3 separate regions of the Homo sapiens genome follow, and regions 2 and 3 are each linked to region 1. A link is a contact called in ENCODE Hi-C or POLR2A ChIA-PET data. All regions are on one chromosome and are shown on one strand. Each heading gives the region's core, a stretch centred on a gene start or an enhancer-like site at or near the end of the contact. The rest is flanking DNA. Distances are from core to core; before and after follow the strand shown.

The links. A loop is a pair of places that touch in the nucleus more often than their neighbours do. ChIA-PET counts read pairs that join two places held with the same protein, here RNA polymerase II (POLR2A). Pooled maps may share reads with other maps.
Region 2: a pooled map shows a loop between it and region 1 (5-fold over the local background). The contact joins the promoter of FBRS here to the promoter of C16orf54 in region 1. A Hi-C loop is called at or near these places in 5 of 50 pooled maps. POLR2A ChIA-PET finds 5 or more read pairs at or near these places in 2 of 52 experiments (CD8-positive, alpha-beta memory T cell and activated CD4-positive, alpha-beta T cell).
Region 3: a pooled map shows a loop between it and region 1 (7-fold over the local background). The contact joins the promoter of NFATC2IP here to the promoter of C16orf54 in region 1. A Hi-C loop is called at or near these places in 5 of 50 pooled maps. POLR2A ChIA-PET finds 5 or more read pairs at or near these places in 2 of 52 experiments (A673 and HEK293T).

What each region holds. Positions count from the first base shown.
Region 1 is chr16:29,744,609-29,747,567 of GRCh38, reverse strand. C16orf54 (chromosome 16 open reading frame 54) reads left to right here and starts at 1,578. Exons shown (of 2, transcript NM_175900.4): 1 at 1,578-1,657; 2 at 2,617-2,959. The coding sequence starts at 2,617. LOC124903673 (a long non-coding RNA gene) reads right to left here and starts at 2,321. Exons shown (of 2, transcript XR_007065046.1): 1 at 2,183-2,321. RefSeq lists enhancers at 642-711, 1,239-1,288.
Region 2 is chr16:30,656,996-30,659,954 of GRCh38, reverse strand. FBRS (fibrosin) reads right to left here and starts at 1,524. Exons shown (of 18, transcript NM_001105079.3): 1 at 1-1,524. The coding sequence starts at 436. RefSeq lists silencers at 339-388, 459-688, 1,509-1,688, 1,739-1,818, 1,849-2,108 and an enhancer at 809-1,258.
Region 3 is chr16:28,949,507-28,952,465 of GRCh38, reverse strand. It overlaps NFATC2IP (nuclear factor of activated T cells 2 interacting protein), which reads right to left and starts at 1,529. Exons shown (of 8, transcript NM_032815.4): 1 at 1,068-1,529; 2 at 262-334. The coding sequence starts at 1,454. RefSeq lists silencers at 1,074-1,193, 1,334-1,433 and enhancers at 1,153-1,653, 1,673-2,207.

The sequences.
Region 1 (2,959 bases), core at 329-2,828:
CGCTCTGTTGCCCAGGCTGGAGTGGAATGGCACGATCTCGGCTCACTGCACCGGGTTCAAGCGATTCTCCTGCCTCAGCCTCCTGAGTAGTTGGGGTCATAGGCGTGCGGCACCACGCCCGGCTAATTTTTGTATTTTTAGTAGAGACGGGGTTTTGCCATGTTGGCCAGGCTGCTCCCAAACTCCTGACCTCAGGTGATCCACCCGCCTCGGTCTCCCAAAGTGCTGGGATTACAGGCATGAGCCACCTCGCCCAGCCCAGGGATTTCTATCTATTCTTCCACCACCCTGGCCACTACATGCTCACCCACACATACATTGGTCATGCGACTTTGGTCATGAAATCTCTTTTCTTTAAGCCTTACTTTTGTCATCTGTGGATGAGTCAAACTAGAGAATCTCAGAAAGTCACCTGGACTCCAGAGCCTGATGACATCTTGTCACACTCTGCTCCAGGCTCCTCCCACCCTCAGCAGCAGGAAAGAGGGACAGACATGAGGATGGTCAGGGTTTTGGAAACAGGCCCACGCCTGTTTTTATACCCTGGACTCCTCTCAGAGGCTTGACATTTTTGTTACCCAAGCCTCACCTCACTGATATTTTCCAACCAAAATGGGGGCTAAATGGTCTGAAGAGAGAGAGACTTATGTTAATTAAAAGTATGAGGCAGGGGCCAGTGTGGTAGCTCACACCTGTAATCCCAGCACTTTGGGAGGCTGAGGCAGGAGGATCTCTTGAGGCCAGGAGCTTGAGACCAGCCTGGGCAACATAGCAAGAGCCCATCTCTACCAGAAAAAAAAAAAAAAGGTGTGAAGCAAGCTGGCCAAGCAGGGGGTGCCTGTGGGGGCTGCATGGCAGGAGCAGATCTGGGGAGGCACCGTGGATAAGACAAGGCAGGATGGGGTGGGGCATCCTCCCAGGAGGAACGGGGGAGGCACCATGGTTCTCTGGGAATGTACGGGCTAAAGTCCCAGTGTCCTATTTCTTTTTCTTTTCTTTTCTTTTCTTTTTTTTTAAGACGGAGTCTCACTCTGTTGCCCAGGCTGGAGTGTGGTGGCACGATCTCAGCTCACTGCAACCTCCGAGTCCCGGGTTCAAGCGATTCTCCCTGCCTCAGCCGCCTGAGCAGCTGAGATTACAAGTGCCCGTCACCATGCCCAGCTAATTTTTGTATTTTTCAGTAGAGATGGGGTTTCGCCATGTTGGCAGGCTGGTCTCGAACTCCTGACCTCAGGTGACTTGCCCACCTTGACCTCCCAAAATGCTGGGATTACAGGGGTGAGCCACTGTGCCTGGCCCCGGCGTCCTCTTTCTCAGCTTTTCGGTGAATGTTCTGGGGCTCAGGGCCTGGCTATGGGGTGACACTAAGTTCAACAGAACCATTGCCCATTCCAGCCCCACCTTACCCCAGGAAAAGCCTCCTCACCGCAGTGACCACATCCCCTTGGGTTGCTTTGGAAACAAACACTCCCCAGGGGCAGACGAGTTGGGGCACAGTTGCCCAGCAACAGGCGGTGCCCTCCCTTCCGCCTTCATCCGAGGCCGGGCCTCTACGTCTGAGAGGCGGACCGCCCTGCACCCTCCAAGCCTGCACCTCTTAGTCCAGCACCAGGAAGAGTGGCTCTAGGAGGGAGAGGAGCCCAGGGACTGACCCAAGGTGAGTTGAGGGGTGCAGGAGGCCCCCTGCAGATGGAGGATGTGGGGGACAGAGAGGTGTGCAGAGACAAACGAGAGATAGAGACAGGCCAGAGCCTGGGCAAAGCTGGGGAGCCCAGGAGGGGTGCAGAGGCGCCTCCGGAGGCCTGGCCCGGCCCGGCCCGGCAGCAGATTCCGTGGAGCCTATGAGAGCAAGATCAAGTCCGAGGAGAATGGTGAGGGGCGAAGGAGCCTCAAGGGGCCAGCGGAGGTGCTGGCGGCAGGCGGTGGGGGAGACACACGCAGGGGAGCCAGTGGGAGGGGAGGTTCTCATTTCTTCACCCACCACTTCCTCTCTAGGTCTGAGCAAGACTTGAGGGGGCCGAGTGGGGAGGAAAGAAGCCCTTGAGACCTTTCTTGTCTGAGGCACCCTGGGGTCTGGGAGGGAAATGGGGATTCTGGAAAGGCCTGGAGAGCCAGGCAGGAGGGCCTGGCTGTGCCCCGAGGTAGGCTGCCTGTCCTCCCACCCCACCTGGCTCACGCTTACCCTTTCTGGTCCCTCTTGCTTCTCTGTCTCTCCAGAATGTTCTTTTTCATTTTTGAGAAAGGGTCTTGCTCTATTGCCCAGGCTGGAGGACAGTGGTGCAATCTGGGGTCACTGCAGCTTCAAACTCCTGGGCTCAAGTAATCCTCCCACCTCAGCTTCCTGTGTAGCTGGGACTACAGGTGTGAGCCACCACACCCAGCTAGTTTTTAAATTATTTTTAGAGATGAGGTTTCACTGTGTGTCCAGGCTGGTCTTGAACTCCTGGGCTCAAGTGATCCTCCCGCCTCGACCTCTCAAAGTGCTGGGATTCCAGGCATGAGCCCCCATGCCCAGCCCTTCTCCCAGGCTTTCCTGGACACCTGCTGCCTCTCTCTCATCTTGGTTGTGCCCCCTCTGCCTCATTTACTTCCTCTTCTCACCCCTGTGTCTCTCAGATGCCGTTGACTCCAGAGCCGCCCTCTGGGCGCGTGGAGGGGCCCCCCGCATGGGAAGCAGCCCCATGGCCCTCACTGCCCTGTGGGCCCTGCATCCCCATCATGCTGGTCCTGGCCACCCTGGCTGCGCTCTTCATCCTCACCACCGCTGTGTTGGCTGAACGCCTGTTCCGCCGTGCTCTCCGCCCAGACCCCAGCCACCGTGCACCCACCCTGGTGTGGCGCCCAGGAGGAGAGCTGTGGATTGAGCCCATGGGCACCGCCCGAGAGCGCTCTGAGGACTGGTATGGCTCTGCGGTCCCCCTGCTGACAGATCGGGCCCCTGAGCCTCCCACCCAGGTGG
Region 2 (2,959 bases), core at 275-2,774, 910 kb before region 1:
AGCTGGCGATGGCGAAGCCATCGATCAAGTCCTCCTCCTCCTCTTCCTCCTCCTCAGGCTCCTCCTCGGCTTCGCCGTCGTCTGCGCCCCCCTCCTCCTCCTCCTCCTCCTCTTCCTCCCCGCGGCTGCCCGAGCCGGCAGGCCGCTTCCGAGCTCGGGGTCGCGGGGGTCGAGGTCTCGGACGGGGCCGCCGGCGTCTCGGGCCCCCAGGCCGCTCTCCAGACGAAGCTGACGACCAAGGCCTGGCGGGCGGCGGCGGCGACGACGAGGACGAGGAGCCGCGCGGGGCGGCCAACAGGGCCCGGGGCGCGTCGCCGCCTGGACCTCGGCGGCGCCGCTGCTCCCGGTCTCGGTCTCGGCGCGAGCAGCGCCGCCGTCGGCGCTCCCCCTCTGCTGCCCAGCCCGGACCCGGGGCCGCGGCCGCTGCCGTCTCCATGGCGACCGCCCTCAGCGCCGCATCCGGAGGCGGCGGGGCCCGAAGCGGCCTGTCCGCAGGCCCGGGGTCGCAGGCGCGGCGCTGGCGGCTGCACAGTGACGAGAGGGCCACGGCTTCTCCTTTAAAGCCGGATCTGCTGGCCCCGAGCTTGCCCCAAGGCCACGGCCCGGGGAGCCGGCGCCGCCCCCGGGGCGACAAGCCCGAGGGCCCCCCCTGCGGGCTCGGCGGGGCCGCGACGGCGAAAACGGGGCGGCCGTCCCTTTAAGGCGAGGCCCCAAGTTGTCCAGCTCCCGGCCCCTTTAAGACGACCCGACAGTGTCCGGCGGCCTAGTGCGGTGGCCACCCCCTGCCAGGGGTCGATGCAAGTCTCCCCGAGGAAGAGGAAGGGCCACCCCTTTAAAAGGGGCCGAAAGCTCGCCCCGAAACGCAGACCTCCCCTTTAAAAGTGTCTCAAGTCCTCCGGCTCAAAGAGGCCACCCCTTTAAGGAGTCCAGGGTCCTTCTAACAGCAGGCCGTCCCTTTAAGGGCTCGGAGTTAGTTTCTAGTCCTCCACAAGCGGCCACTTCCCCTTTAAGTTGAATTTAAAAGACTTCTTGTGTGTGGGGGAGGAGGACGTAAAGAAAAACCCCACTCGCCCCAGTTCTCCCAACGGCACAGTTCTCAATTTGTCAGCGTCTGCTCGGCGGCTTCCCCTTTAAGGCTGGCGTTGCAGTCCGCCGAGTTCAGTGGCCACCCCTTTAAGGAGATTTAAAGGGGCCTCCTCCGGGCCCAGCTCCTCCAGCCTCCGCCTCCGGTCGCCATGAAAGGCGCGAGGCGGGGCGGGGCAGCGAGGCCAGCCCTCCAAAGCCCCGGATGTGAGGCAACGGTGACGGGTACAGCTCCCCTGTCCGCCGACATAAAAGTCTCTTCCTCCTTTCCTCCGTCTCTGTCCGACTTGGGCCTTAGGGGATCCGGAACGGCCGATGGGCAGCGGGGGAGCTCCAGCACAAACTCCTGTTGTCTCCTTTGGAGTCTTAGGGCGCTTCTCCGCCAGGACTTCCCTACCCCTCCTCCCTCTTCCTCCTCAGCCTACGCCTCCTTCCTCTCTCGGCCTCCTCCCACGCTCCGCCCCCTTCCCCTCACCCCCAACGGGCGCAGTCGTTGATAGGCTGGGAGGGCTACGTCAAGGTGAGGGGCGGAGCCAAACCCGAGGGAGTGGGTGCATGTAACCGCCCTCAAATCTTGGATTGGGTTACGTCGGATTGGCTCCGCCCTTCCCCCCAGTCTTGTGACTCGACTGGTTAGAAGTAGGTGTTTGGGGCGGTTACTACAGGGCCCCGCCTCTTCCTGCTGTTTGTTTATTGGCCGGTCTCCTGATGGCGTCGAGGCGAGGGGCGGAGACGCGGGGCCTGAGGCGTTGGGGGCGGTTGGCCGCCGGGGGGCGCGCGGCTGCAAGAGGTTCCGTTCCACAGCCAGTTAAGTCATCGCCGCCTTTCCGCCGCTCGGCGCGGCCCACAGACAGCCTGGCGTCTCGCGCACGCGCGTGGCGGCGCCGCCGTCAGGCTGGCTGCTTGCGAGTCGTTCCGCGGCCCGGGGTGGCCCGAGCGGCCGCGTGCTGTGCCTGCGCCTGCGCCGGCCGCACTAACAGGCAGCCGCGTCCCTTCCAGGCGCGGCTGCTGGCAGCGGTCCCGAGTGCTAGCAATTCGAAAACGCCTTGCACCTGCATGAGCGCTTCTCCGCGTTTGTGACTGCGTTTGGTAATAATTCCATGAAGGAGATGCTGTCAGCCCCATTTTACTGGGACGGAAAGGAATGCGCGCACAGACGGGCTGGTAGTCTCCTAGCCACGTCTATGTCAGCCACTGCCCTGTGATGCCTCTCAGTTATGAAAGATGCACCCCACTGCTCAATGTGACTGGCTTAAAAAAAAAGAGACAGCCATTTCTGGCCTTCGGTTGCCCGGGTTACCGTTTTAAAAGTGGACAGCGCGCTGACATGCCTGCCTTGCTTTCTCGTCCATAAAATGACTAATTCCCTGTCGCAGGGACATGTGCAGGTCAAGCACCTATGACAGTCGTCGTGAGTGCTTCATTATGGCCCATTACTCTTAGCTCTTTGTTTTGTTTTGTTTTTTTGGGGGGGACAGAGTCTGGCTGTGTTCCCTAAGCTGGAGTGCAGTGGTGCGATCTCAGCTCATTACAACCTCTGCCTCTCGGGTTCAAGTGAATTCTCCTGGCTCAGCCTCCTGAGTAGCTGGGATTACAGGTACACACCAAGACACCCAGCTAATATTTGTATTTTTAGTGGAGACGGGGTTTCACCATGTTGGCCAAGCTGGTCTCGAACTCCTAGGCTCCTGTGATCCACCTGCCTCGGCCTCCCAAAGCGCTGGGATTACAGGCGTAAGCCACCGCACCTGGCCTAGCCGTAGCTCTTGAATCCAGCAGCAGGTCCTGGCCTGCATGTTAGCAGGAATTCAGGGCCATCTTGATCTTCAAGGCCTTGACCCACTATAGGCCTTTCAGTCTCCTTGATATAAATGAA
Region 3 (2,959 bases), core at 280-2,779, 800 kb after region 1:
ACAGATTCTCAACACCTTACCGCCTCCTGCCCCGCCCAGGACTACAGAATCAGCATCTCTTCAGGTGGCACCAGAAATGTATACATTAATACATTCTATGCTTGTTAACAATCCAGCTCCTGTGGCTGGGATGCAGGAGTCCCCTCTCCCACGCTCTTCCCTTGAGCCTCAGGAGACAACTGACTGCAGGAATATAAACCCCAGGAATTCTCTTAAGAGAAGCCAGCGGCTGCGTGCCTCTCCCTGGAGGCCCTCCCTTACCTTCCTCATCCCCTGGAGGGTAGAGTTTCAGGAGGGATAGATCATCTGGGATAAGGCGAAGGCTGCTTTTAACCTGCAAAGACAAAGAAGGGAGAGGGGTCAGGCCCAAGTCCTTCCCCTACCGAAAGAAAAAATTGGGGGTAATTCTTCCCTGACACCCAGCTCCCAAATCCTCCCTAAGATCGTGGACACCTTGGCCCTCTCCTGGCAACCTAGAAGTCCAGCTTCCCCAGGATTCAGAATGGAAGTACCCTTCACCCTTTCCTCCATCTGCCTAAGACACTCTGAAATGTATGCTTCCTTGCCCTTTTTAACTAGGTTACTAGCCGCCCCTCTACCCCTGACTCTTAGGGACTCTCAGCCCATTGCTCACACGACCATCGGGGGACCCCAGCCTCTGGAGCCGCCCAGTCCTCTCTGAACCCGCATGGACCCCAACCCCCAATACTGCAGCTCCCTGGCTTCATTTGCCATGGACCCCAACCTCAAAATCCAACGGCCCCAGGTCCTCCCAGTCCCTCTCCAAAATCTCAGGAATCCCAGCTCTTCAGCCTCCCTGTGCCCCCAAGACTCTAGCTCCTAGGAATCCTAAACTTCCAACGCATCCCACCCTCCTTCACCACCCCAGTCTGCAGAAAGTCCCGGAGCCCTGCCTCTCCCTGCCTCCAACACCCTAACGCCCGAGGACCAGCCCCAGAACGCCAGCCTCAACACCCCTATAGCCCTACCCTCCCCGAACGCCGGCCCCTCCCTGGAGGCCAAGCCCTTGGCCCTTCCGCCGGTCCCCTCCCCGGGACCGGGCGCACCTTCCCCGAGTACACCGGAACCAGCGGCGCCTCCCCCGGATCCAGCACCAGCCGCCGCCGCCGCCTGACCGGCTCCCGCGGGGGTCCTGCGGGCCGCCTGTCCTCCCCTTCGCTGTCACTGTTGCTGTTATCCCGGGACGCGACCGGCCCCGGGGGCTCCGGGGGCTCCACCTCAACCTCGTCCGCGGCACCGCGAGCGGTGGCGACCTCCAGAATTTCCTCATCGCTGTCGGTGACCAAGTCCACAGACACTACGTCCAGCGTGCCCCGGGATGGAGACCGCTGGGCCCGAGGACGCCGGCCCCGACCGCCCCAGCCGCCCCGACCCCCTCGGCCGGCACCGCTACCTCCGGACCAGCGGCCCCGCTTCCCCACAGGCTCCGCCATGGCACACTTTCCTCCACAACACACGCCCGCCTCCTCTCGCCTCGCCCCGCCCCCTTCAGCGACTTTCGCCTTGCATTGGACAAACAGCCTGCTCGTCAGCAACTCTTCGCGCCCCACGCGCGGGATCCGCCTTCCCGCCTTTTCATTGGTCTCTGTACCCGCTCATCATGCGCCCACCTCTGAAACCAAGGCGCCAAAGATTCCAATCACCTCGGCACAATCACCGTAGCTTTCGATTCAGTCGGCCTCACCCATTGGCTGGGCCACCTCTCCACAGACGAGCCTCTCCCGGACCCGCCCAACCAAGACAACCGTCTTCCGGCTTGGTTAGTCGCAGGGCATCCTGGGAAATGTAGTCCTCGAGCGGTAAGGTTTCCGGGAGAAGGAAGGCGGGCCTGGAATTCCCTGTGGAAACCGCGGATTTAACCAGGCGCGGTGCCTCACGCCCGTAATCCTGGCACTTTGAAAGGCTGAGGCGGGCAGATTGGTTGAGCTCAGGAGTTTGAGACCAGCCTGGCCAATGTGGCGAAACCGCGTCTCTACTAAGAATGCAAAAATTACCCGGGCGTGGTGGCACCCCTCTGTGGTCCCAACTACTCAGGAGGCTGAGGTGGGAGTTTCGCTGGAGCCCGGGAGGCGGAGATCGCACCACTGCACCCCAGCCTGGGTGACAGGGCGAGACCCTGTCTCAAAAATGCTTTAAAGAAATAATAAGGCTGGCCGCGCGCGGTGGCTCACGCCTGTAATCCCAGCACTTTGGGAGGCCGAGGCAGGCGAATCACGAGGTCAGAAGTTCAAGACCAGCCTGGCCAACACGGTGAAACCCCGTCTCTACTAAAAATACAAAAATTAGGCGGGCGTGGTGGCGTGCGCCTGTAATCCCAGCTACTCAGGAGGCTGAGGCAGGAGAATTGCTTGAGCCCGGGAGGCAGAGGTTACAGTGAGCCAGATCCTGCCGCTGCACTCCAGCCTGGCCGACAGAGCGAGACTCTCTCTCAAAAAAAGAAAGAAAGATAGAAATAATAAGGCTGGGCGTGGTGGCTCACGCCTATAATCCAGCACTTTGGGAGGCCGAGGTGGGCAGATCACCTGAGGTCAGGAGTTCGAGACCAGCCTGACCAACATGGTAAAACCCTGTCTCTACTAAAATACAAAAATTAGACAGGCGTAGTGGCAGGCGCCTATAATCTCAGCTACTCGGGAGGCTGAGGCAGGAGAATCGCTGGAACCCAGGAGGCAGAGGTTGCACTGAGCCAAGATTGTACCACTGCACTCCAGCCTGGGCAACAGAGTGAGACTCCATCTCAAAAAAAAATCTTATGTATTTATTTATTTTTAAATTTTATTTTATTCATTTATTTAATTTTATTTATTTATTTATTTTGAGATGGAGTTTCGCTCTTATTGCCCAGGCTGGAGTGCAATGGCTCGATCTCGGTTCACTGCAACCTCTGCCTCCCAGATTCAAGCAATTCTCGTGCCTCAGTCTCCAAGTAGCTGGGATT